Linked DNA regions of Mus musculus: region 1 is linked to region 2. A link is a loop called in an ENCODE intact Hi-C map of the cell type or tissue named here. Cell type or tissue: gastrocnemius. All regions are shown on one strand. Links, peaks and the distances in the headings refer to the core of each region. The heading gives the core; the rest is flanking DNA.

What was found. A loop is a pair of places that touch in the nucleus more often than their neighbours do. Peaks named below come from ENCODE experiments on the same cell type or tissue, not always from the same donor. Only the 100,000 strongest peaks of a DNase experiment are listed, where the experiment ranks them.
Region 1: a loop joins it to region 2, with 1.8 times the contacts of the local background. A loop is called at or near these places in 1 of 42 quality-filtered maps.

The regions. Positions count from the first base shown.
Region 1 is chr5:119,383,238-119,395,888 of GRCm38, reverse strand. No RefSeq gene overlaps it. Among named protein-coding and RNA genes, the nearest start is that of Gm42016, 64 kb to the right of the region's middle. In gastrocnemius, for the core only: no CTCF peak of the experiment used is centred there; DNase peaks (open chromatin) are centred at 6,385, 6,798, 8,448, 8,770 and 1 more place; H3K4me3 peaks cover 816 bases; H3K27ac peaks cover 2,682 bases.
Region 2 is chr5:119,195,406-119,208,056 of GRCm38, reverse strand. It overlaps Gm7538 (predicted gene 7538), which reads left to right and starts at 8,039. Exons shown (of 3, transcript NR_046033.1): 1 at 8,039-8,126; 2 at 9,403-9,460; 3 at 12,372-12,651. In gastrocnemius, for the core only: no CTCF peak of the experiment used is centred there; a DNase peak (open chromatin) is centred at 6,709.

The sequences.
Region 1 (12,651 bases), core at 2,501-10,500, 190 kb before region 2:
CATCTATGAGAACTTAACCTCCACAAATAGATCTTGACTTTTAGATTTTACTTATTTTTTTATATGAATGGGTGTTTTTCCTGCATGTGTGTATGTTCATGATGTGAATGTCCAGTGCCTGCAGAGGTCAGGAGAAGGCACTGGAGAGTCTTATCAAATCGTGTTCACTGAAAACCCTTGATAATGTCGAAGACTCCTATGCCACTAATCCACTGTTCTGGATTAAATCGCCCCAAACCTAGTTCCCTGTGTGGGTTACTTTGGTATTACTGTGAAAGCAATTCTAACAGAAAGGGACTTCAGGGAAGATTTATTTTAGCTGGTGGTTTCATGAGATTTCAGTCCATCCTGGATGAGAAGCTCAGCTTATGCTGCGGGGATTGTGTAAAAAGTTTCTTCATATCGCTGTGGACCAGGAAGAGGAGAGGGGGTGGGGCTAGAAGCTTCAAAGGCCCACCCCCTTAACGTCTACTTTTACTAGCCAAGCCACACCTCCTTGAGGTTCCACCCCTCAGCTCCAAAAATAACACCACCAGTTGGGAAACAAGCATCCCAAACAAGAGCCAATTGGGGACCATTCAGAGTGAAACCCTAAGACAGCAGCCATTTTGACATGGTTCTGGAGTCTGTGGATGAGGGTTCTCGATTCAGAGAGCAGAGTGGTCTTGTCTTTGTTTCCCAGTGGCCAGATTCCAGGTTGTTAAGACTCTTAAGAAGGTGGAAGGTCTTACGCTCTTGTAATGGTGCCTGGGCCAAGCTGGGAGATGTTTCCCAGAGAGTACACACAGACACTCCTGGTGGCTTGGGCTTCCTAAGAATATGGTGGTCTCACAGTAGCCATAATTCCATTCAAGATTCAAGGCTCTGATGTTCTCACAAGCAAAGCAAAACCTGCCTGGTCCTTTGTGACAAGCCTTGGTCACATGGATCCAACATTGCTTGCTCCCATCACATGATTTTGACTAAAGAAGATAAGAGTTCACCCAGATCCAAGGGAGAAGGATATAGGATCTTCTATTGTTGGGAGTAGGGGTTACAAATATGGCTGTTACCTAAAGAGGACTAAAATTCTATCGTTTGAAAAAAAAATAGGTGAACCTCAAGATCATGTTAAATGAAATAAGCCAGACTTAGCCAAACAGTGCACATTTTCTCTCATGTGGAATGTAGTTTTGTTTGTTTGTTTGTTTGTTTTTAGAAATACAGAATAAGGAGACATGGTTCAGTGTTTGAGAGCACTTGTTCTTATAAGGGACCAGAATGTAGTTCCTAGCAGTCACATGGGAGCCTACAATCACCTGTAACTTCAGTTCTAAGAGATCCATTGTCCTCTTCTGGATTGTGTGGACATATGCATGGAGACCTAAGTTAAAAATATAAATCTTAAAAAAAAAAGTATACGCACACAAACACACACACACTCACACAGACACAGAACAAGGGCTATTCGGGAAGCTGAAAGGGATTAACTAAAGTGGGGGTAAGTAGGGGTTGACTGATCAAAGTATATTATATACACATTCAAGAATGTCATAATGAAACCTGTTACTTTGTATAATTAACACATGCTAATTAAAATATCTACAGTCTTTAAGGCTTTCTTAAGCATTGGCCACAGCTGGCAACAATGGTGACCGATAGCTGTGTCCCAGGCTGGATCCTTCGCAATGTCCCTGTGGTGCAAGAATTCACGTCTTTCCCTGAGACAGCTTTGGGATTCTTCCTACCCTCATGACAGCAAATGTCAGAAACAACCCAAGTCAACTCTCTGATCTCACAGATGATAAAACTTTTCCCCGAGCCTGAAGTCTATGCCTCATCCATATCCCATAATCCTGGACTGGTCAGAAGAACTCCAAAATAGAAAGAAAAAGTTTAAAAATGACTTCGAGGCATTGTCTTACTCATGAAAGCTAGTGTGTGTGTGTGTGTGTGTGTGTGTGTGTGTGTGTGTGTGTGCTTCCCCATATGAAGGCATGTGTATGTCTGGGTTCATGTACATTCCTGGGCATAATATAGGGCCAGAGATCAAAACCAGGCATCTTTCTCAATCCCTGTCCACTTTGTATTATGAGGCTGGGTCTCCTAGTCAACTTGGAGCTCACCAAATTCTGCTAGCCTGGCTGGCCAGCCCCTTAGGGATGTTCCTGACTCCATATCCCCAGAATTGGAGTTACAGGAACACAGCACCAGCCCCACCATTTCACAGGAGGGCTGGGAATTAAACTCAAGTCCCCAGGCTAGAGCCCATCCCCCCAGTCCCAAGTTATTTTTTAATCAAAGATAACTTTGTTATTATTTTCCTTGTATCTCCATGTCCAGAGTTGATACTATTGTAGCAAAGTGGTCCATCACCCCTGTTTCATTAGTAAGCAAAGACCGAATGCCTTCTAGGTAGCCTGGGCTATGCTTTGCTGCCCTGCCACCCATCTCCACCTCTGGACTACATGATGGTGTCCCCAAGGGAGATATCAGAGACTATCATTTTGCTAACAGTTCGTGTTGAGCAGAACAGAAAATGAGGGTCTGAAACCAGGTTGCTCTCTGTGAGCTGGCTACCTCTGTGAGATGCCCCAGGAGTCCCAGAGGCAGGCGGGTCCTGGAAGACAACCAGAGGATCCATATGTGAAGATGGTGGTGTAGGAGAAGGAGTATGGTCTTGCTTTCGACAGGTGGCCCAAGTGAGTGTAGGAGTCAGGGGCTGCTCCCAGAGACCGGCTCAGTTTAAGTAGCCACCCCCTCCCGCCCACACCCCCAGGGGCCCAGGGCTGTGCCCTGCATAAAACATGGAAATATGAGCTTTCCAGTTGTGCATGCTTGTTATACTTCAGGAATTTAAAGTGACCTTAAATATCACAACTGTCCTTTTCATGACCCAAGAAGCCCCCAGGGTCTCTTGAAGTCCTAACCAAGACTTCCCCCGTTCCTGTATAACCACAGCCTGATATCTTTCAGATGATGCTGCCCTGGGCCAGGTATACAGTAGGTGATGAATTAATGTCAAAAGCAAGGCTCCTGACATCTCACTGACTCCACATCATGGAGAATCAGTCTCCACTGCACTTCTTTCTACCTCCTCCCACAGCTATCACAAGATACCCCACACTAAGTAAATTAAAAACAATAGAAGCCTATCTGTCTCATGGCTCTAGAGCCCGGGAAATACCAAACCAAAGGCTGTAACCATTGAGTGTCTTCTTGCAGTGTTAAAATATGGAGTTGCCCTTACCCTGAACGACCATGAAAGCAAGAATGAGGAAGAGAAACAGGGAGAGGAAAAGGAGAGAGCTCGCCCTCGCTAACCCATGCTCACAAAGACCTAATGCATCCAGGAGGGCTCAGTCCTCAGGACCTAGCCATCTCTAAAGGGTCTCTGTGTATATATGTGTGCATGCATATGTACACATGTGTGCACAGGTGTGTTCATGGGTGTCTGTGCATGTGTGTGTATGTGCACATGTGTGCACGGGTGTGTCCATGGGTGTGCCTGTATTTGTGCATGTGTGTGTGTGCACGTGTGCACATGTATGCCCAGTGTGTCATGTGTGTACAACTGTTTGTCTGTGTATGTGTGTTTATATGTGTATATGCATGTGTGTGCATATGGATGTGCCTATGCACATGTGTGTTTGTATGTGTGTGCATGTATGTTAGAAGATAACCTTGGGCATTATCCCTCAGGCCTGGTTTGCCTTTCTTATAAAGCAGGGTGTCTCATTGGCTCTGAATTGGCCTAGAAGCCTAGGTAAGCTGGCCAGGGAGCCTTAGGGACCCTCCTGTCTCTGTGTCCCCAGGACTGGGGTTACAAGCATGTGCCACTATGCTCAGCTTAATAAAACCAAATCAAACCAAAACAAAACAACTAAAAAGCCATGGTTTCTAAGAATTGACCTCAGTGTGTGTACTAGCAAGATGCCCATCAAAAGCTTCATGCAAGCCATCTCCCCACCCAGCATCTTGCTTCTTCATCATCACAATTCAACTGCAGTTGGAGTTGTTGATCAATACTCAAACCACAGTGGCCATCCTGTCTTCTGTCTCTTGGATTCTCCTTCTCTCTTCACCTGCCCATGGCTTCACATCAACCCCAGCATCCTCTCTGTACCCTAATCCCTAAGCCTTGACTAGAGGCCACTTGCTTCTGATCTCTAGCCACGCACAGGCTAGCACATCTTAAACTCAGGCATAGGAAAGTTGCTTCTACTAGGTTGTGACAGTATACCCGAGAGCCTCAAAGCACAAGGCAGAGCCTTTTAAAAAAATTATTATCTGCAGGTAATTCAATTCTGCTCTTCAATGTCCGTATCCCATTAATGGCATCAAACATTTTGAGACAATAATGTCCTTAATTACAAATATTCAGACAGTGCTAGGACCCAAACTGCTGGGAATTGCTCTGTCTCCCTTTCCAAGCAGTCTGGGCTCTCTCTAAGGGATCCTCTGTGGGAGAACTGCACAGGCATGTATTGCTCAGAGGATGGCCACTCTGCGTTGTCTCCCCAGGCTCTGTGCTCATGAGGCGGGCCTTGCCATTGTCTAAGATCTGCCACAGCCTGAGCTGTGGGGTGGTGTTTCTTAACCTACCACCAGGATACATGGGAACATGCATATCCCTTAGATAGAACTTCAGGCTCTGGGGCACAGAACATCCCTCAAATATTGCCTCTAGATTCCTCTGAGCAGGACTGTCTCTGTTACAGTCCCCACCCTGAAGTGTCCCTGGCATGCTTCTGTTTTGAATTCTTGTTTTCCAGTGATTGGCAGAATTTGGGGAGGCTTCAAGGTTTTAATTACATGATACCTGAACGGTGGAAGTAAGACCCCAGGATGAGCCTTTGAGGGTTATATCCTAGCTACCATCTCAGGCCCTGCCTTCTGTTTCCTTGTCTACCAGCAAGTGAGCAACCACCACCATAGAAGGAGCCCCTCTGCCATCCTTACCAGCCATGATGGATTGAAATCCCTTGAAACTGTCATCCCCAAAAATCTTTCACCACTTACTGTTTCTGTAGGGTATTTTGCTTCATAATGATATTCACATCACCAAGAATCTTCACCTCAGGTGACTGGGGACACCACTCAGATGGGTGAGAGTTTACCTTCCCTGGCTCTGAACACCACACACAAGTACAGTGTGTGTGTGTGTGTGTGTGTGTGTGTGTGTGTGTGTGTGTGTGTGTGTTGTGTGAGGAGTTTGGGACCTACATAAAAATCAAGTGCTTTCTCTGGTCTGTAGAGGGAACCACCTCATATCTTGGTGTGGTCACACTATAGGCTTGATTGGATGCCAAAGAGAAGTGTAAAGGAAATGGGGCAGGCATTTCCCCCTCTGTGGCAAGGATTCCTTGCCTTTGCCACAGAGAGGAAATGCTCAGGGAAGAGCCTGAATAGTGATCTCCCGGATGATGCTTTTGGGGCTCAGCGCTCAGCTATACCCATAGATAGAGAGGACATCCTTATCAGAGGAGACACTTAGGTTTGAACATCTGCCCTAAAGCAGAAAAGGTATTAGGCATTCTTAGTAGCCCAGGCTAAGTGTACTGAGTCTCCTCTTAAAGGTACAGTGACCAACATTCAGTTAAACCTCTTGTCCGGACCAGACATTTCCAGGAAGTGAGATGGTAAAGATTTTTATCTTGGTCCCCTAAAATCCCAAGGCCCAGGCCACCTTGGAAGTAGGCCATCCTTCAGAATTAGGAGAGAGTCTTTTGTCTGAGACGATATTGAACCTCAGCCCTTGCAAACCTCCAGTCCTGGGAGGACAGGCCTTGCAAAGGCAGGTTCCAGCTAGGAGCCCACTGGTGCCAAGCCTGCCGTTATGTGGGCCATACCATATGGAGCCTAGAATCCATCCCAGCCTTTGGCAGGCAGCCTGGCCTGGAAATAACCCCAGAAGACTACAGCGCTTTTTTTTTTTTTTTTTTTTTGATCAGAAAAACTGCAGCTGGTTTTCAAAGTCATCGTCGGAATTTTTAATTTTATTTTATTTTGAGACTACCTTCATGCCACCGCCCCCACTTGCCTTTCATCCGGCTCTCTAATTTCCTTGGTGTTCTGGACGCTCGCATAGGTGTGCGGCACGTGTTTGGAGAGATATTGGGAAGTGAGGAGGGGTTAGCACACCTCATTTGGCCAAGCAAGAAACAGGGCCTCAAGAAAGAAAAAAAAAAAGAAAAAAAAAAAAAAAAGAAAGCCCCAGTAAGCACAGTTAAAAACCTCAAGTTGCCTTAAGTACATAAACAGCTGTGTCCTCGTCACAGAGTCTCAAGGTTGCAATCGGGGAGGAGGCAGGAGGACAGAAGCATTCTGAACATTCTGGAAAACAAACCAACCTTGTCCCTAAGGTGCAAACATTCAGGAGTGGGAACCAAGCGGACACCCCTGACAGCTAACTGAGCCTCCGGTCGGCTAGGCTGCTTTGCCTTGGCTCTCGGGTGAGTTCCGGAGGCCTCTGAGAAACTCCATCGTTCATTTTCCAAGCGATTCACCAGATACCTCCTCTTGCTAGAGCCAAATTTCTTAAAAGTCAGCCACATTTGAATTCTCCAAAGTGAAGCCACATTTTAGGTTGGGGCCGAAGCGGGCTTGGAGCAGAGCCACCCTGGGATTTCTTTTCTTTTCTTTTCTTTTCTTTTCTTTTCTTTTCTTTTTTTTTTTTTTTAGAAAACAGTGAATCCATTTTTGAGGTTTAAAGACTCCTAGAATTCGGAGTCTGGGCTCAGCCTGGGAAGGAAACTGGTTTGCATCTGACTGAACCAGCCGGGCCCCCACCCCACCTCCCACCACTTTGGCACAAGCTACAGAGCCATGTGCAGAGAGGGCTAAGCCCGTTCTTGTATGAGAGTTTTACAGCAGAGCAGCAAAGGGTCGGGGCTCCTGCTTACAGCAGGGAAACCTTTAGGTGCCATAATTGGCAGCCAGGGACATGACTCAAGTCAGTAAAACACTTGCATAGCAAGCAGAAGACCCTGAGCTTGATCCCCAGATGCACTGCTCAACAGCTGGGTGTAGTGGCACACGCCTTTAATCCCAGTACTTGGGAAGCAGAGGTCAGTAGTTCTCTTGTCAGTTTGAGGCTAGCCTGGTCCACATAGCAAGTTTCAGGCCAACCAGAGCTATGTAGAGAGACCCTGTCTAACATTCAAACGAAAACCCAGTAGAATGGTATGTGTGTGTACTTATAATCCCTAAGCTGAGGAGGCTGAGACAGGAGGATCCAGTGAGCTCCAGGCCAGTGAGAGACCTTGCTTCAAAACCTACAAGTGGACTTCTCCTGGCGCACGACACCAAAATGGACCCCTGGTCTCCATGGGCATATGAACATGTACCTGGTCACACAAAGAGGTCTCCCAATGTCTGCAGTGTAAATTGTGTCTCTTTACTTTTCTCTTTCCCCCTTCTTACTCTGAGTTTCCAGGAGGGTAGCTTTTCTATAACTGGTTGGGGTAGAAAGATGGACAGACAGACAGAGAGACAGGTACGCTCGCGTACACACACACACACACACACACACACACACACACACACAGAGGCAGAGACAGAGAGACAGAGACAGACAGCACACATGTAAGAGCTGTGATTCTGATCTTATCGCTTGCCCTCACGGTACCTGATGCTTGCTGGCTTATATTTCACAGCATTGCAGATGAAGCTGGCTAGTCCACTTCTTAGGCAATACTGAGAAACGGGGAGGGAGATGTTGGGATATGGGGAAATAAAAAAAAAAAAAAGCAACTACCAATTTATTGGAGACACCACAAGGTCTAGATAAAGATATGTCATGTTGGACCATGTTGAGAGATATCAATACCCCAGAGACTGATACAGCCTCAGAACACAGCCAAAGTGAACCAGGCTCACTCAACACTTCTGACCATCAACATAGCTGAATCCTGATCCCTTCATCTGTGGGCTCAGCTTCTGTGACCCAATCCCAAGAAATGGAGGAGAGGGGTTGGGTAGAGGATCGCTCAGCATGCATGAAACCTGGGTTCCATACCATGACCACACAAACCATTCCCTTCTCAGGAGTCAGGAGGTGGATGCAGGAAGATAAACTGTTCAAGGTCTTTCTGGCTCCATAAAGAGTTCAAGCCTCCCCCTAACCCCAGAGACAGATACACACACACACACACACACACACACACACACACACACACCCCACATATAAACACACACAGAGACACAGAAACACACAGAGACACACAAAGGCACAGAAGCACACAGAGACACAGACACATATACATAGACACATACATAGGCACACAGACACACATACAGACACACAGACATACACACACAGAGACAGGCAGACAACATGTGCATGCACCCTCCCTCCCCCCAGCCCCTAAGACCAAACAACAAAGAAAACAAGTAAGGACAAAATGGAGGAATGAGAAAGGCAGGTGGCGGGGGCAGGGTTGGGGCAGGAATTCAATAGTGATGACGTCAGTGGCCATGCCAGTCAGCCAGGCAGGAATCCAGTTACTTCCTGGTCAGTTTATTACAAACCATTCCATTTTGTCAGTTGTATAATTTCTAATTTCTTTTTAAGGTAAGCAGTCTATTTCATGTCTGTCTTCATACCTCCACTGAGTTATGAGTACATTATACAAAGTCTTATCCCTTGTACTTTGAAATGTGACCTCTTTTGGAGCTGGGACCATGCTATGGGGCGGAGCCTACAGAGAATCCCAGGGATCTCAGAGAAAAGGCCCATTGACCACTGAGGCGGGGTGGGCAGGGTGGCTGTGAGCCAAGGGGAGCTGTGTTGCCCACCGGTGGATACTAGGACAAAGGTCCATGACAATTTCAGCTTTGGGGCTCTCAGGGCTGCATGGTCCAGCTGACGCCATGAGTGTGGAATCCTGGTTTTTAATGTTCTTGCTGATTTAAACCACTTACTCAGCTTTTGATCTTTTCATTGTTGGGGGGGGGGCGGCTCTGACAAGGTCGCTGGATAGCCCAGCCTGGCCTTGAATTCACAATCCCTCCTGTCTCAGCCTCCTGGGTGTGAACTCAGAGGCGAGTGCCACTCCACCGAGGGCTTTTCCCTTTGTTGGAACAGCTTCTGATTCTGTGTCAGCTGTCCCAGGGTTAACTAATATACACCTCCTGGTGGATACCGACAAAAGCCGGCACGAAACACTCAAAATGGCAACATGGTAAATGTCAGAGCTCAAAGCAAGCTTCCACATTCATCTTGTTCACATTTTTTTTTCCCTACCTGGATTCTGCCATGACTCTAAAGCTTCACTAAAGCAGGCAGAATGTATATTCCATATGCTGTCAAATAAATTTGGAAAATCCTCCATGACCTCTTCCTAGAACATAAAAAGCGATGTCAGTATAGGAAAGGACACTGGCAAGGCCTGCAGCCAGGGAACTTCATTTCCCCTGAATAAAGACAGCATGATCCAAAGCTCTCAGGGGGTTGCATGCTTGGCAAAAAAAAAAAGGGGGGGGGGGGACTCTGTTATCTCCTACCCAAAGAGCTTGGGGATGCTGTTTTGCAATATCCGACCTCAGTTTACAGCCAGCCAACCAGATGAAGAACTAGAGAAAACAGGAGCTCATTTAAAGGTTACCCAGTGTCACGCTCTGAATGCTGATCTTTGGGTTGCAAAGATGGGAGTTCTAGACTGAGTACCTCGTGGCAGAGTAGGTTACGCAAATAGCTCAGCTGCGTTTGATGGGGGGGGGGGGGCAGGGCTAAAGCAGGGGCGGGACTGGAGCAGGACATTCATATAAACAACCAATCTGGGTCCCCCTCCAAACTGAGAAGTGGTAGCTCAGATCTCCAGTGGGTGGAATTAGGAGGCCTGTGCCCTCATGATGCTTAGGTGGTTACAGAAGGATCTTGTGATGGAGTTTGTGTCCCTGTCAGAGGGAGAGGCCAGGCCCCAACCTTTCTCCACCAAGGGAGACACATCAAGTATGCCTCTCCTGTTCCGCTCTCCTCATTGCTGCAGCTGGAGAGCCAACAAGTAAAGGGTTCATCCCAGCTCACAGTTTGAGAAGACAGAGTCAGGCGAGGAAGGCACCTCACCAGGGGCACGTGGCAGCTGCTCATACTTGGTCCAAACCCAGGAAACAGAGAGCAGACAGGAAGTGGGAAGCGGCTATAAAACTTCCAGGGCCGCCACCAGTGACCCATTTCCTCCAGCGAGACTCCTCCTCCCAAAGATTCTCACAAGTTTCTAGAACAGCGCCACCACCCTAGTGGGCATGCGCACAGGCCAGTAAGGGATGTTTCCCATCCACACCACCTTAGTAACCTTCTGGCAGGCAGAAAGGGGCTCTCACCAGAGCCCATCCGCGCCGCCTCTCTGACCTTGGCCACAATCTAAAGTTATATATCTGTTGTTTGAGCCAACTACTCAGGGCACTTTGTCAGAGTCCAGGCTGACGAAAACGGTCATCTCTACAATCCCTTCCTGCGTGAAGATGGTGTTGCTATCGATCTACCTTGCGTGTGGCTGAGAGCTGTAATCCAACCTTGGATGGAAGCCTCTATCCAAGCGGCTAAATGATTATTCTGGTCCATGATGTATTACCCTTCGGTCATCCATTTCTCATCTTGGCCCCGTCAGCGGATTCTCTGCTGACGAGTTAATGTGTGTGAGAGTGCTTTGTAAACATTCGGACCTGGTCCATGCGAGGGACTTGTTCTTGTGCAGCGGAGACTGGCAGCCTTACAGCTGGACTGAAAGTGAGAGAGAGTTTTGCCCAGCACCAACTGGCAACCAGGCACAAGGGCGCTTTATCTGTGCAAGCACACAGTAGGTTTGTGCTATATCTATGTAGGCATACAGTGGGTGTGCTGTGTGTTTCAGTTTAAAGGAAAAGAATTTGTTTTGTTTTGTTTTGAGATAAGGTCTCACTGTGTAGATTAGGCTGGCCTTGAACTCATCACCCTCCAGCCTCTCTTTCCCAGGCGACAAGGGTACTTACACACATGCACACACAAACATATTCACAAAGAAGATGGCATGTTGGAGGTGTGGCCTCGAACACTTGGGCTTTAGAAGTCGGTTGGCGGGCTCCCTAGTCTGCAGTCTCTTCGACTCCCTATACTGGTTCACATACAACAAACTCTTGTGGCTTAAAAGTGGCCTGAATTGCTTATCAGCCAATGACCAAAAGAGTGGTCTGTGTTAAGGAGATCCAAACCATCTTTTAGGGAATATCAAGAACTTGAAGAAATAGTCGCACTTTTCAGGGCACTTTAACAGGCCTTGGGTTCTGTCCTTGGCAAGCTATCGGGGAGTTTGCTATGGAAGGGAGACTTTTGAGTCCATTATTTTAAAAGCATCAGAAAATAGTCTCTGGGAAAAGAAAAAATGGTGCATCGGCCACAGCATGCTAATGGGCGCTTTCTGTTCTCTGTCTCCTGCCAGGCTGAGGGTGTCAGGGTTTCAGCTCTCTGCTTGCAACGTCATAACGTCGTAACAGAGTAATGGCGAGTTAATGCAGCCAGGAGACTATCTTACAAAAGGGCCTTAAAAGAGAGGCAGGGTATAATTTATTAAGAGGACTATATGGAGCAGGGAGCTTGCAACATTTATGAGCAAAGAAAATGGGGTCATTCACAACGCACATGCCCAGTGCTGGCTCTGGGCTGTGAAGCCACTTGCTTGGGAGACCCAGGTTCCTCCTCTCATCCTTGCGTGCTCCAGACTCCCAGTGAGGAGTCAAGTACTTGGTAGAGTCTTATGAATTACAGGTCCCTTGTAAGCTCTGCCATCTGATGGAGATGCATCTCTATAAGGATGGGGAACACCAGCCTAGGGCTTGCTAGAGTTTGGAACATGCCTCCTGTGGGTTAGGGCTCTGGCGTGTATGGCGTTCCGAACCTCAGAGGCTAAAGAAAAGGTTTGTGCATTTGGGACATCTCTCAAAGTAAGTCTTGAGTCAGGGTTGACCACCAAACTCGTCAACATTACAGACAGTCAGGGACTAGAGAGATGACTAGTGCTGCCCTTGCAGAGGGCCCAAATTCAATTCCCAGTACACATGTTGGGTGGCTCACAACCACTTATAACCCCCACCTCTATGGAATCTGATGCCCCCTTCTGGCCTCTGAAGGCAGTGCACTTACATGCACACACGGACACCTAGACACACAGGAACATATATAGGTGCAAGATAAAACAGTAGAATCAACGGCTGTTGGTCGTCATGGAACTCTACACAACAACATGGGACATCTTTTCAAGTAAGCTCAGCCAAGGGGCAAGAGAACTTAAGAAGTGTCTGTCTGTCTGTTGGTCTGTCTGTCCTGCTGCCTGTAAGTCCTCTGCTGGGACTTACTGCTGAAGTTTTAGCTTCTTGGTGCACTTGTCTTTTTCTTTATGCTAAGAGTACTTTTGGGGTGAGGACCAGGAGAAAAAAACTCTCAGACAGAGTCAACCCCGTTTAAATGTCATCGCCAAAGAAGTCACTGTCCATCCATCCCAACGTCACCCAAAGGAATAGAGACATTTCTTAAGTGAAGTGACTGGTTGAAATGTTTAGTTGTGATGTCTTATGTGTAGGGGCTGACTGTCACACAGTCAGGACATGGCCCATTACACATTCTCGTTGACTATCCAGCTCCGCTCTCAGGCAAGACTTTTCCCCTAATGGTGGATTAACCTGCTGCAACTCCTA
Region 2 (12,651 bases), core at 3,221-11,220:
AGTTTGTGCAGACAGTTCCCGAAGCCTGAGCTCAGGAGTGACGTCCAGACCAAAATCACAGCAGAGCAGTAGAGGACACACACACACACAGAGACACACAGACACACACACATGCACACCAACACACTACTACAGGGAAGAGGCCCACTCACTTTGCAGAAAACCTGAGACTTTTAGTTTTTAATGTAATTTATTTACTGTTTTACCTCTTAGAGTCCAAATGGGTTCATGCACCAAATGCTGTTAGCTCGTTAGTTAACTGACAAAAGCTTCGTTGAACTGGGAAGGAGTTCCCTCTGCTTTTGGCCATGACATGCAGTGTTCTGCTGTTTCTTGGAGTGTGTGCATGTGTGTGTGCGTGTGTGTGTGTGTGTGTGCGCGCGCACGCGTGTGCCTATGTCTGTGTGTGCTCCAGCATTCTGACAGAGCTTCTCTGGACTGCCCTTGTCAGCTTGCTGTTTGTCAGCCTAGCTCCAGGTTCTGTGAGAGACCCTGCTTCAAATGAAGATGGTTGGAAGTGATGTAGAGGGGCTACCCCTCGTGCACACAGGCACACACACAGAGACACAGCCGCCACGGAGACACATAGGACACACACACACACACACACACACACACACACACACACACACACACAGAGAGAGAGAGAGAGAGAGAGAGAGAGAGAGAGAGGAGAGAGTATTTATCTTGACTCTTCTAAGAGAGACCACATTCATTGAAGCATATTGGTGATAGTTTATTCTTAGAAGTTATTGTTATTAATCTCTTCCCATGTTAAAAATTAAAGAGCTTTGTGATCAGTATTCGACATAGGAAAATGCATAGCCTATGGAAAGTCTGGTACTATCTGTGTTTTCAGGCACAGAAGGGTCATAGGGCACACTACCCCCCATGATGATGGAAGAAATTACTAAAACCATCTGAGATTTCAGCCATGGGGAGGTCTTAGGGCACACCCTAAGATGATGGAGTTCCAGAACGCTAAGCGAGAAACCCAAAGTTCAACTCCAGGACAACCATATATGTGTGTGTGCTTATAGATAAAGCCTGACTTAATAGGTCACCCGGAGCAAGAGACACCCAGGTGCTGCTCCCTTCCTTGACCTAAAGACGCCACCCAAGTCCCTGCATTACCGTCTGAAGTGCCCTCGATGCTCAGTAGTGTTGGCTACGTAGATAGATGCTTGAAGAAGAGTCAATAATAAACAGAACTAGGACTTAGACAATGACTTCTGTTGGGTTGGATCGTTTTGTTTTGTATCATCTCATATAGCCCAGGCTAGCACCAAACTCTTCACATAGCCACACATGACCTTGAATCACTTTGTCTTCCTGCCTCTACCTCCCAAGTGCTGAGATTACAGATGGACACCACCATGGCAGCCCAGACAGGACTTAACCTTTGGACCTTGCTATGTGCCCTTCACTGATACTGATGAGGCCCCCTCTCATATCCTCTGTCCAGAGATAGTAATCTGAGCATCAGATTCTGTCATCATCTTCATCATCAACTTCTTCATCATCTTCTTCTTCATCATCATCATCATCTCTACCGTCTTCTTCTTCATCTTCTTCATCTCTGTTTTCCTCTATAAGTGCATGACACCATCCACCTGAGCACTCAGGGACTTCCCTTCATGTTTCAAAACAGGTCTCCTAATGTGAGAACTAAATTTATACATTGATGTTGGTTCATACCATACCTGGCTTCTGCTGCATACATCCCCATGTGGCCTGCAGGTTGAACAAGCCTGAACCATTGCATATACAAAACCCCATGTGGCATGCTCTAAGTGCGTATGATACCACCTATCAATTTATGATAAGGAAGTTAAAATTGAAAAAAAAATCCCGTGTTAGGCACAGTGTCTGGCTGCTCGTCTGCTTGTGCCTAAATGTGTTTCCTTCTAACTGGTCCAAACCCGTCTTCCTAGCCAGACAGAACAAGAAGCTATATGTCTGAAATGACTGTCAGGACTCTGAAACCCCATTAATGGATCTGTGTGCCCTAGAAGTCTTCTGGAGACATAGTTGAGATACCTTCTGTTGTGGAATAGGGACTTCCGAGCAAACCAGCCACCATTCCCCCTAAATCAGTTGTGCTTGTTTGCAAGAGGCCTTCTCCATCAGGATTGTCGACTACTGATATCCCTTCATAGATGCAGGGGTGGGGAGGGACCAGTGATTGGCCTGAGATTCAGAGCCCCCTCCCTCTGTAGCAATTCCACCCTAACTTAGCACATGTTGGACTTTTGGGAGGTGCTTCTGTGTATAAGTCAAAATGGGTAACTGGTGGAGGGGGGGCCTCATCTACACTGCAGTGGGAGAACCATTCTCCATTCTGGGTGGAGAGTTCCCAGTGTGGCTGGCCACTCCTCACTAACCCTCTGGAAGGAAGCCCAATCAACTCACTGCTTCCCGGGGTGACCCCTGGCAGGGTCACTCTTGTTCATGTTGCCTGGCGACGTCTACACTTGAACTGGTCCTCTTGGATGTTCATCCATTGATGACAGATGTTGAGAGTCACATCTGCTGGTCCAGTTAGACCTTGACTTGAAGACTCTAGTCTGAACATGCCCTGAGGAAGCAAAGCCACAACCTTTCCTTGGAAGCAGATTACCTGACTTTTCCTTCATCCCTGGGACTCACACGGCGGCCAGCATGGACTCTTAGCAGTTCAGCACAAAAGTTGTATGATTAGCCAACACCCAGGGATGGGATCTAAACAGCCACAGCCACTCCCTAAACACACACACACACACACACACACACACACACACACACACACACACACACACATCTATCAAAGTTATAAAAGCTCAAACTCTGTGTTGGGTCCTAACTTCTAAAATATTTCTACAGAGCCATGCCCCTTCCAGATAACATCTCGTGGACTCTTCTTGGCTGCCTGGCTGCCACCGGAGGGAGTTAATAAAGGTCCGCCGTGTCTATAATTCAGCCAGAGTGCTTCCCTCAGCCCTCAGACACAGCTAAGAATAGCTGGGCTCCTGAGAGCTCCAGGAACAGATGCCTACCTTCTCCTCTGATCCTTCCTCTTCTAGACTGTTTTCAAAACTCTCAAAGTTAGTGCCATCCTGGCCCAGGCCCAGGAAATACCCTTGCTTGCTGGCATGGCTTCAGCTCTTGGCTGTGGCTTCTTTCTTGCATTGCTCCTTGCCAGGCTAGTTCAGTCCTGGGTCATCTCAGTTTGCATTGTCTTTTTTTATTTATTTACTTTTTTGCCTCCAGCACTCCCAGTGGGAAACAGAGGAGGTGGGCTGGAGTGTTTTCTGAGAACATCCTTATCCCTTACTGGTCATGTCCTCCTGTGTTTGTGTACGCCGCCCCCACCCCACCCCCAAGCAGACCCTCCTGAAAAAGGCTCTTGGCTTTGAGACTTCCATTCCTATCCCCGGGGCTTTGGAGTCCTTTACCCATCCACCCCAAGGTGAGAGAGATCCAAACTGCAGGAGTATTGAGGAGTACAAACTAACCAAGATGTTTCAGCCATCAGGGAGGCTGAAGCAGGGGGATTGCAAACTTGAGGCTAGCCAGGACTATGTGGTAAAATCATGTATACACGCACACACACACACACACACACACACACACACACACGAATACAATAGACCAAAACAGATTCCTGTTTGTCTCTCATCAACCATACGACCTGGAGTAAGTGACCTGGACCTTTCCAAACTTGCGAGTCTGTTTCTCACATGCAAACTAGGACGCCGACCAGGCTTGTGTCAGAAACTTCATGCATGTCATTAGAACGTGCCTGTTTCTGGGACAGGGCTTTCTATGTCTCTGGTGCTCAGATCTGTGCTGATTGTGGCTCTGGGAGGTGTCTCAGCCATTCATCTCCTGAATGGATCGATATCTTTCTCCTGGGGAGGGTAGCTACCTCAGAGGTTCACACCTGCTTTCTCTTAGGTACTGTGCAGCACGGAGTCCTTATAGGAGCAGAAGAGACACAGCTCTTGGTCTCCTCAGTCACCGGAACCAAGAGCCTCCCCAGACTCCTCTCTCCATTTATAATCAGCACAGACTCAAGAGTTCTGTTGCAGTGATGGACCCTGGCCCATTGTAATTACTCCCTGTGTTTCTCTTGTGTGTTCAACTCCCAGAAAATTTCTGTAACACCTAACACACCACAGACAGCCAGTGAACACTGTGGCTCCTGTTTGCCCAGGACCACCTGGACCAGATCCCTCCATAGACCTTGTTTTTGTCTCTCCACTTTGCAAGAACTTCAAGTTAGAGAATGCCATGCTTTGGCATGTGGATGCTGGCCTGCTTCCCCACCTTCTACTGGCTGATAGGACATAGACCAGGGAGGGCAAGATGGCACACACAACCTCAGTGACATCCCAGCAACTGAGCATGGATGTTCACACCCTGCCCTCTGGCCTTCTCCTTCATCTCAGGTGAGCTGGGACCATACATGTACATCTGTATCACTTTGCACATACACACACACACACACATACACACACACACACACACACACACACACACACACACATACACACACACACACACACACACACACACACACACACTCAGTATGTAGTCCTGGCTGGCCTGGAATTCACTGTGTGGACCTAGCCATCCTTAAACCTACCTGCTACTACTTCCCAAGTGCTGGGATTAGAGACATGTCTGTGTCTACTTTCATCTTATGGTTTCTAAAAGCATGTCCAAGTCTTAGTCTTAGCTTCAGGATGCTGGAGAGGCTGTGGGAAAAGATGCTGCTACAAACACAAACCAGGGCAGCTGCTAATGGAGGTCTCTCATACTAAAAACTAGACTATCCACATGACCCAGCTGTGCCACCCCTGACCATGTGTGCCCAGGACTATCATGTCAGCACAGCACAGACAGGCCTGCCCATCCAGGGTTTTGCAGAGTGATTTACAATGGCCAAATTACTGAGTCAGCCTAAGTGCCCATTTACAGGTGGAAGTATAACCAAAAGGTGGTATCTACATGCAATAAAATGTGAACAGTCATAAAGAATGAAATCATGACAATTTAGGAATACAGCATGATGGGTGGAGCTGAGGATTATAATGCATGATATAAAACAGGCCCTAACTTCACAAGAGGAGACTAGGATGGACACATACACACACATGCATATGCACACACATGCACAAATGCATGCACACAATGCGCACATGCATGCACACACACATGTGCATATGCATGCACACACATGTGCACATGCATGCACAGCACACACATGCATATGCACACACATGCACTCACACATGCACACACATACACACACACATACACATGTGTGCACATACACGTTCACACACACACACACACACACACGAACACACATGGTGATGATTTTCCTTTGCTCTCAGGAAGCTGCCCACTCCCACCCACCATGGCTATGGGATCCAGGTCTGGGGGTGACCATAACTGGTTTCTTTAACTGGTTCCCACATCCTGCAGTCTTTGAGTCCTGACCACAGACTCTTTGTAGGGCACAGGGCGGAGGGGACAAGATCTGTCTAAACCTGAGTACAGAATACTTTGTGCTCTGAGCTGAGCTGGGAAACTGAGGGACCAAGGGGGCTGAGACACCCCACACTCATCACCACCACACATTTCCGGGATCCCCGTCTCAGCGTTCCCACAGGCAGCAGCCCAGTTCTGCTTCTCTCCTCAGTTCCCAGCTTGCCTGCTCAGTTCCCTGCCTCATGTACACCTCACCCCCTGTTCCCTGCATGTGAGGAGGGAAGGTCACTACGGAGCAGGGCAGGAGTAAGGTGTGGAGGAAGAGACCTTTGGGTCACCAGGAGAAAGAGACAGATACACGAAGGGAGGGAGAGAGGCAGAAAGAGCAGGAGAGGAGGGGTGCTGTGGGAAGGGAGAAAGGTTCTCCAAGGCCTTGAACATTCCAGAAGGAGCTGGGCAGGAAAACACATACATACACACATGCACTAGCACACACACACACACACACACACACACACACTTATAAATACACTTGCACTCACACATGTACATATACATATGCACACAGATACTATCACATATTCACACTGAAGCACACACACAATTACACACCCACATACATTCATACACATATACACAACCATACACTCATATCATGTACATTCATGCACACATACACAATCACACACTCACATGCACACTCATGCACACATACACACAGCACACACATATGCACACTCATATACTCATACATACAATCACATGCTCATACACATGCACACTCATGCACACATATACAATCACACAGTCACACAGTCATGCATACACACTCACACACATGCACAGTCATGCACATGCACACACACACACACACACACACACACACACACACACAGTGCTGCTATTTCATCGGCTCTCCTCCATTCATTTTTCCAAGCCCTTTCAAGTGCAGCATTGTCTCAGCTTTCCGTTGTGGCCCAGGGCGTCCCTGGACCCCTTTGCACCTTAAGAGCTATAAAATTGAGATAATGGCCCTGCTTTATCTGCCCCAGAGGCGTGTGAGATAATTATGGGGCGGCCACTTGCTTTGAAATGACTTGAGAATTGAACAAATATTACAGGTTGTTATGATCATACTAGTTTCCGGGGAGCGGGGGTGTCCTGCCCCTTCACACATACGCACGAGCTCCTTCCAATGCAAGGCAGGCTGGCTCCCTCAGCACCTTGGCAGTGTGACAGGTGAATGGCAGTTGGAACAGTGATCTGCCCACAGAGGCTGTGAGGTCAGCATGTAGGTCAGCTGCCTTGGTAGATGGGAGAAAAGGGTATCAGAGTTCATGACCTTTGCCACCAGAGACTCTGAGTGCTCTTTCTCTGGGGAAGGTACTGAGGTCATGACTTCCTGTGGTTGGGTCTGGGATGAGCTCTGTGTGATTCCCCATGTCTATGAAATATCAAATCAGGGCTCCTCAGTTCATCAATGTGGGGACAGTGTCTGTTGGTCCCTCCCCTCCCCTTCCTTTCTTTTCCCTCCCCTTCCTCTTTTTCCTTCTTTGGATTTCCTTGAGAATATGGTCTCTCTATGTAGCCCAGGCTAGTCCCAACTGTGCAATCCTCCTGCCTCAGCCTCCTGAGTGTCAGGATTACAGTTATGTGGCACCATGCCCAGCTGTCTGTTACCATACCTCCAGAGCTTTGCTAAGGGGCCTGACGCGTAGTAGGTTTGCTGGCACATAGTGGGTGCTTGTTTAATGAATGAATGGATGGTTCGATGGGATTCCCCATGAGCTATGCCTGATCTGCGAATCCCCACTCCATGCCTGCCCTAGTGCCAGTGCTAACAGATCCCTGTTGCACCTCCGTATGAGCCCAGAGGCGACCCCATATCCAACCACTTCTGGTTCCCATCAGCTGTCAATCAAAGCTCTTCAGTGTGCCAGTCCATCTGAAGCACATCTGTGGTCACAAAACCAAGTGCCTTCTCTAGCCACTGCATCCTGTGGACCAGGCAGGGCAGAGCATGACTCAAGTAGCGGTCTTTCCGAAGGGGTTGGTCATATTATCTTGACATCACGCTGTGTGTAATATCAGCTGATCAATAGCTGGGCTTCCTCTGTCTGTGCCACAGTGTGTGAACTGGACCCGGCTCCTCATTGCTTCTTCTTGGACATAATGGCATACTGCTCAATGGCAGCCTCTCTCCTGCCATGGGGCTTACGAATCACGTGAGGGCTTTGATCTGCTCGTGATTCTGTGTTTGTGATCAGCACTCCAGAGGTTTAGTCCTTGTCGGGACAGATACCTGAGAGGAATATACAACACACAAAGAGGAAGGGGTCCCTTTTGGCTTGTGGTTTCAGAAGGTTCGCTGTGTGGGTAGCTCAGTCTGCTCTTTCTGGGCCATGGTGAGGAGAAGCCAGGGAGCTTCCCCCACAGCGAAGAGCAAGCAGGGATTAGGGAGGAGTCGAGACAAGATCTCTCTTTCTGGGGCCACGCCTCCAGTGACCCATCACCTCTCAGCGCCTGCGTGTTATGAACCTGTCAGTGGATCCGCCCACTCATGCAGGCACATCCCTCTGCCTGCTCTCACCGTTCAGTGGCACTGCATCTGGGGAGCAAGCCTTCAACCTGGAAGCCTTTGGCAGTGTGTATGTTGGGTTGGGGGTGGGGGTGGGGGGTCATCTCATTTCACAGCCTGACATTAGGGTTTCTACACTCATCCTCAGGAAGCCTGTGAGGATGGGCTAAACAGGTTCAGGTGTTACAGTTCCATCGCATGACTGGTCTGTTCACTGTGTGTTCTTAACGACAAACACTCTGTGCCTTAGCTGCCTCAGCCGCAACAGGTCAATAAAATTTATTCTTCCCCTGTAGGCTTGCTGCAGAGTTGACATGTTTGGATGATCAGCAGAGAAGAGAGCACCCCAAGACCGTTAGCCAGAGCTGGTTTATGTTTAACCTGACATAGCGCGCAAAATAAAAGTTGTTCTTCTGGTGGGCTTGATCATCTCACTTTAAAAATAACGAATTGCACGTAGAAAATTCCTCAATCCTTTTCGGCACAGCGAGAAAGCTCTACCAAGACTGAGCCACACAAATGCTTTTCTCTCCAGCCCATCCATGCAAACTGATACATATATCTCTGCATCACTCTCCAAGTTCATCCCGCGAAAAGATGCAACGGGCATGCTGTGCTCTCTTCACCTGCCCTGCTGGCCAAATGCATCCCCCCTCCATTCCATTCATGAGCATCAAGGCCTTGCTGAGTCTTCTCACAGTGGGAAAAATATCCCTTGCTTCTGCCTGCACACACTTCCTGCTGATAGACTCCACATACACACACACACACACACACACACACACACACACACACACACACTCTTACACACACACACACACACACACACACACACCCTGAATTCTTTCTCTTCCCCTGTTCCCAAGTCCTCTGTCAGCATCTGTTAGATTCTCGTGGGAGAAAAAAAAATGACTTCCTAAAGTGTTCAAAAGTCTTTCCTCGGTTTGTTATTAAAGCAATTATCTAACATAACACACCGAAGTCGCTGAAGGTATTCTAATAGGAAACAAATGTGAAGGACGGGCCCGACTTGGGACTCTTGATTGAAAAATGAGGGGAAGGTGATTAGGTGGGGGAAGCAAGGGAGGAAGGATTTCCCACCTGGCCTTGGATGGGACATCAAAAGGATGCTATTTATAATCATTACTGTTATGTCTCAGTAGCCCTATGCTCTTCCCTGTCCGTCCCCACCCCCACCCCCCACTACTGCATGTAACCCAGTTTATGTGGTGGTCATTCTTAGTGCTGAACACAGGGGCTGCATCCCAGACAAAGCTTGCCCTGTCTGATACCTGTATGATACCTGATACGGTGGGCTCTTCATATGATTATCAGTATCTTTCCAGATTCATTTCAGCTCTGCAAGAGGCAACGGCCCACCATAAATACCAACACCTACAACAGGTAAGCCTGGGTACCAGGGCCTGGAGAAAACTCTGATTTTCTGGGAGCATGGGCCAAAGATAGAGTGAATGCTATCAGTGAAAAGATCTGAGGAGAGGGAAAATACATCCACTCTACAGCTCATTCCCAGAAACCTGAGACACACCAATCACTGTTCTTTGTGCTAGAGAATATTGGAGAAAATAAATGTTGACATCAGTGTGCAAGATAGGTTTAATTTGGAGCCAATACCCATTGCTCCCATTGCCTGACAGGTGCTAACTGGAGCCATGCATGGCACAGAGAGATTCTGAGCAAAAGAAGAATGAGGAGGAGGAGGAGGAGGAGGAGGAGGAGGAGGAGGAGGAGGAGGAGGAGAAAAGAAAGGAAGAAAACAAATCTGAAATTGATTATTGATGTCTGCCCTGGGCACAGTATAGACACTTAGCACTGAGCTTATCCAATGGTACTCTTCAACTTAATGTGCATGCTGAGTGCCTGGGATCTCGAGTGATACACACTGATGTAGCAGGTGAGGGAAGCCTGAGAGTCTGTTCCTAGAAGGTTCACAGCTGTTGCTGGGTTGCTGGTTCAATAAGCACCTGGCAAAATTGACCAGCAAAACCACCACCGTATCACCAGACCCATCATTCACTTGGCCAAATAACATTGTCTAAGTCAAGGCTTTTTACACATTTTATACACCTAAGACATCTTTTTGCCTGAGAAGTTTTCATATGACCCTACAAGTGTAGCCATACTGACCGACTATGCAGGGAAAAAAATCAGAAAGAACTTTTTTTTAAAGCAAGTTTTTGTTATGCATATCACTTTATTTATTAAAGATGAAGACAAATTTACATACTAATGAGATGAATATATTTGTTTATTTTACATAATTAGATCTCAGCTGAATGTTTGAAGACTTTCAGAGTTGATTGATATTTGGATTTTAGAATTCTTAATGCTAAAATGCTACTCAGAATAAAAACCACAGAGGGAGAGGGCAGGTATATGTTTAAAGTCACTTCAGAAATTTTTGGAAATTCTGTACTAATCTCAAGGCAAAATTCAGTGAATAAATTTTTTCCCCTCTAGGAAACTCAAGTCAGCAACCACAACATCAAAGATTCTAATCCGGTTCAATCCAAAAACATACTTAATAAGGAATCAATGCGGAGAAACCTTAGAAGTCTTTGTTTTCTGTGATTCAGCCGTTGTGTGCTTGTAAGAGCAGAAAGCTTTGTGGGCACGGTTGGAACACTTCAGTCTGTATTCCGCTTTAGTCTGGAATCTGAGCTGAGGTGTTCCAGGGAGTGTCTGCTGGCATCGTGTGCTGTGACAACCAGCACAGGACAAAGCTTGTAGGCTTATGTGGTCAGAGCCAGTGCAATCCCATGATGCAACACGGGCTAGGGCTATCCCCAAACACCCTAAATCGCCTTACAAGTTTGATTCTGAATTAATTTCTTTCTGATCATCAGGCACTGAGAATCCTTTCATTATTGCCTCATTTCTCCCAACCCCCATACTGTGTTACATGACCTCATATGGAATCACAGTCACAACAGATTAATAGGCTGTGAGCTAAATCTCCGTGTCGGAGAGTGAGGGCTTCCACGGGGATTCTAGAAGGGCGATTTAGCATCATCTTGCTCCTGAGTTTCTCTCAATTATAGTGTTGGCCCAGTAGTTTCAATCTTCACCCTGTGGCTTCCTATACTGGGAAAGACACAGTCATCTACAGGATCCTGTAGCCTCCTCCCACAGCCCCATCCAGATGTTCAGATATTTTTTTCCCCTAAAACCAACATTAAGGTTCCAACTTCAAGTCTCTGGGGGCCTCCTAAGTCCTCAGCCTAAAGTTCCTGAAGATTTCATTCCTGGGTGAGCCTTGGGGCAACACCACTGCTTCCTGGCTGAGCAGAGGGGACTTCAAAGGTCTACTTTCTTGTGGTATTTCAGACCCTCCAGCCTTGGCCAGAGACCATCCACCTAGGGGCCTCTGAGAGGGAAAGAAGGGAAAAAGGAAAATGTCACTCATCAGCCTCCTCCCTTCCCAAACAAGGGTTCCTGCTTGGACCAAGTAGGAGCATGTGTGGAAGATCGGAAGAGACCAGGCAAAGTTAATTCACCCCCTGGTTCATCTCTCCATTTAAATCCCATCCTCCCAACTAGGGTAGGCAGATCTGCCATCTACTTCCCAAGTACTCTGTGGAGAGACTGGAGATAACACCAAATCCAAGACCATCTCCCAACCCAAAAGTATAAGAGCTCTGCCTGCTGAGTCAGGACATGAGCAGCTTCCCGAGCAAGAGTACCTAGTGCTGAGTCAGAAGTGGGTAGGCCTGAGAAGCCTTTCCCAAGTGCTTTCCTCCTAGATGGCAAAGGAAGTCTCCTACAGGTTCAACTGGGAGTTTACAGAGAAAGCTGGTCCAAAAGATGACACAGTGCGGGGCGTGCCTGAAGTCAGATCTCCTTCTAGCCATTTCATTATAGGAATGAGGTACCAGCTACTTCCTGCTAACCTGCCAGTCACAATCCCTTCCACTGAGTGGGTCTTGCTTGTCCTCAGTTGTCACAGTCCGGCCACGCTAGTCAAATCATGTGAGACTGGCCTTAAATCTGGGTCTACTTCACAGTTGATCGACACCACACAGCTGACTCAATGTTGATGTCCTTACATATGACAATGTTCCCCCAGAATCTACAAGACATTTAAAAGAAGCATCCTTGCAGAGATAAATAGGAATATTGAGATTAAACTAACCTTGTAGGTATGATGAACTCAATGACAAGTGTCTGGGGGGTATGTGTACACCTGCTTGTGTGGGCACACACGTGATTATGGATGTGTGTGTTTACGGAGGAGGACAGATGTTAACCTCTGGTCTCATTCTCAGGAGACTCCCTACTTTGCTCTTTACGACAGATCTTGCACACCATGAAGCTCTACGATTTGACTTGTGTGGCCGGGCAGTGACAGGCATGGATGCTCATCTCCTTAGCACTGTGATGACACGTGTTCACCTCCACACCAGGCACCATCTTATGGAGGTTCTGTGGCACCAAACTCTGGTCCGAGTGCTTGGGAAACAAACTCTTTGCTGACTAAGTGAGATTCCCAGCCCAGTCGAGCATCTTTATAAGACAAATACGAAAGGAAGTTTGAGAGGCTGGGGGGAGAGGTGTCACACAGTACATGGGGTCTT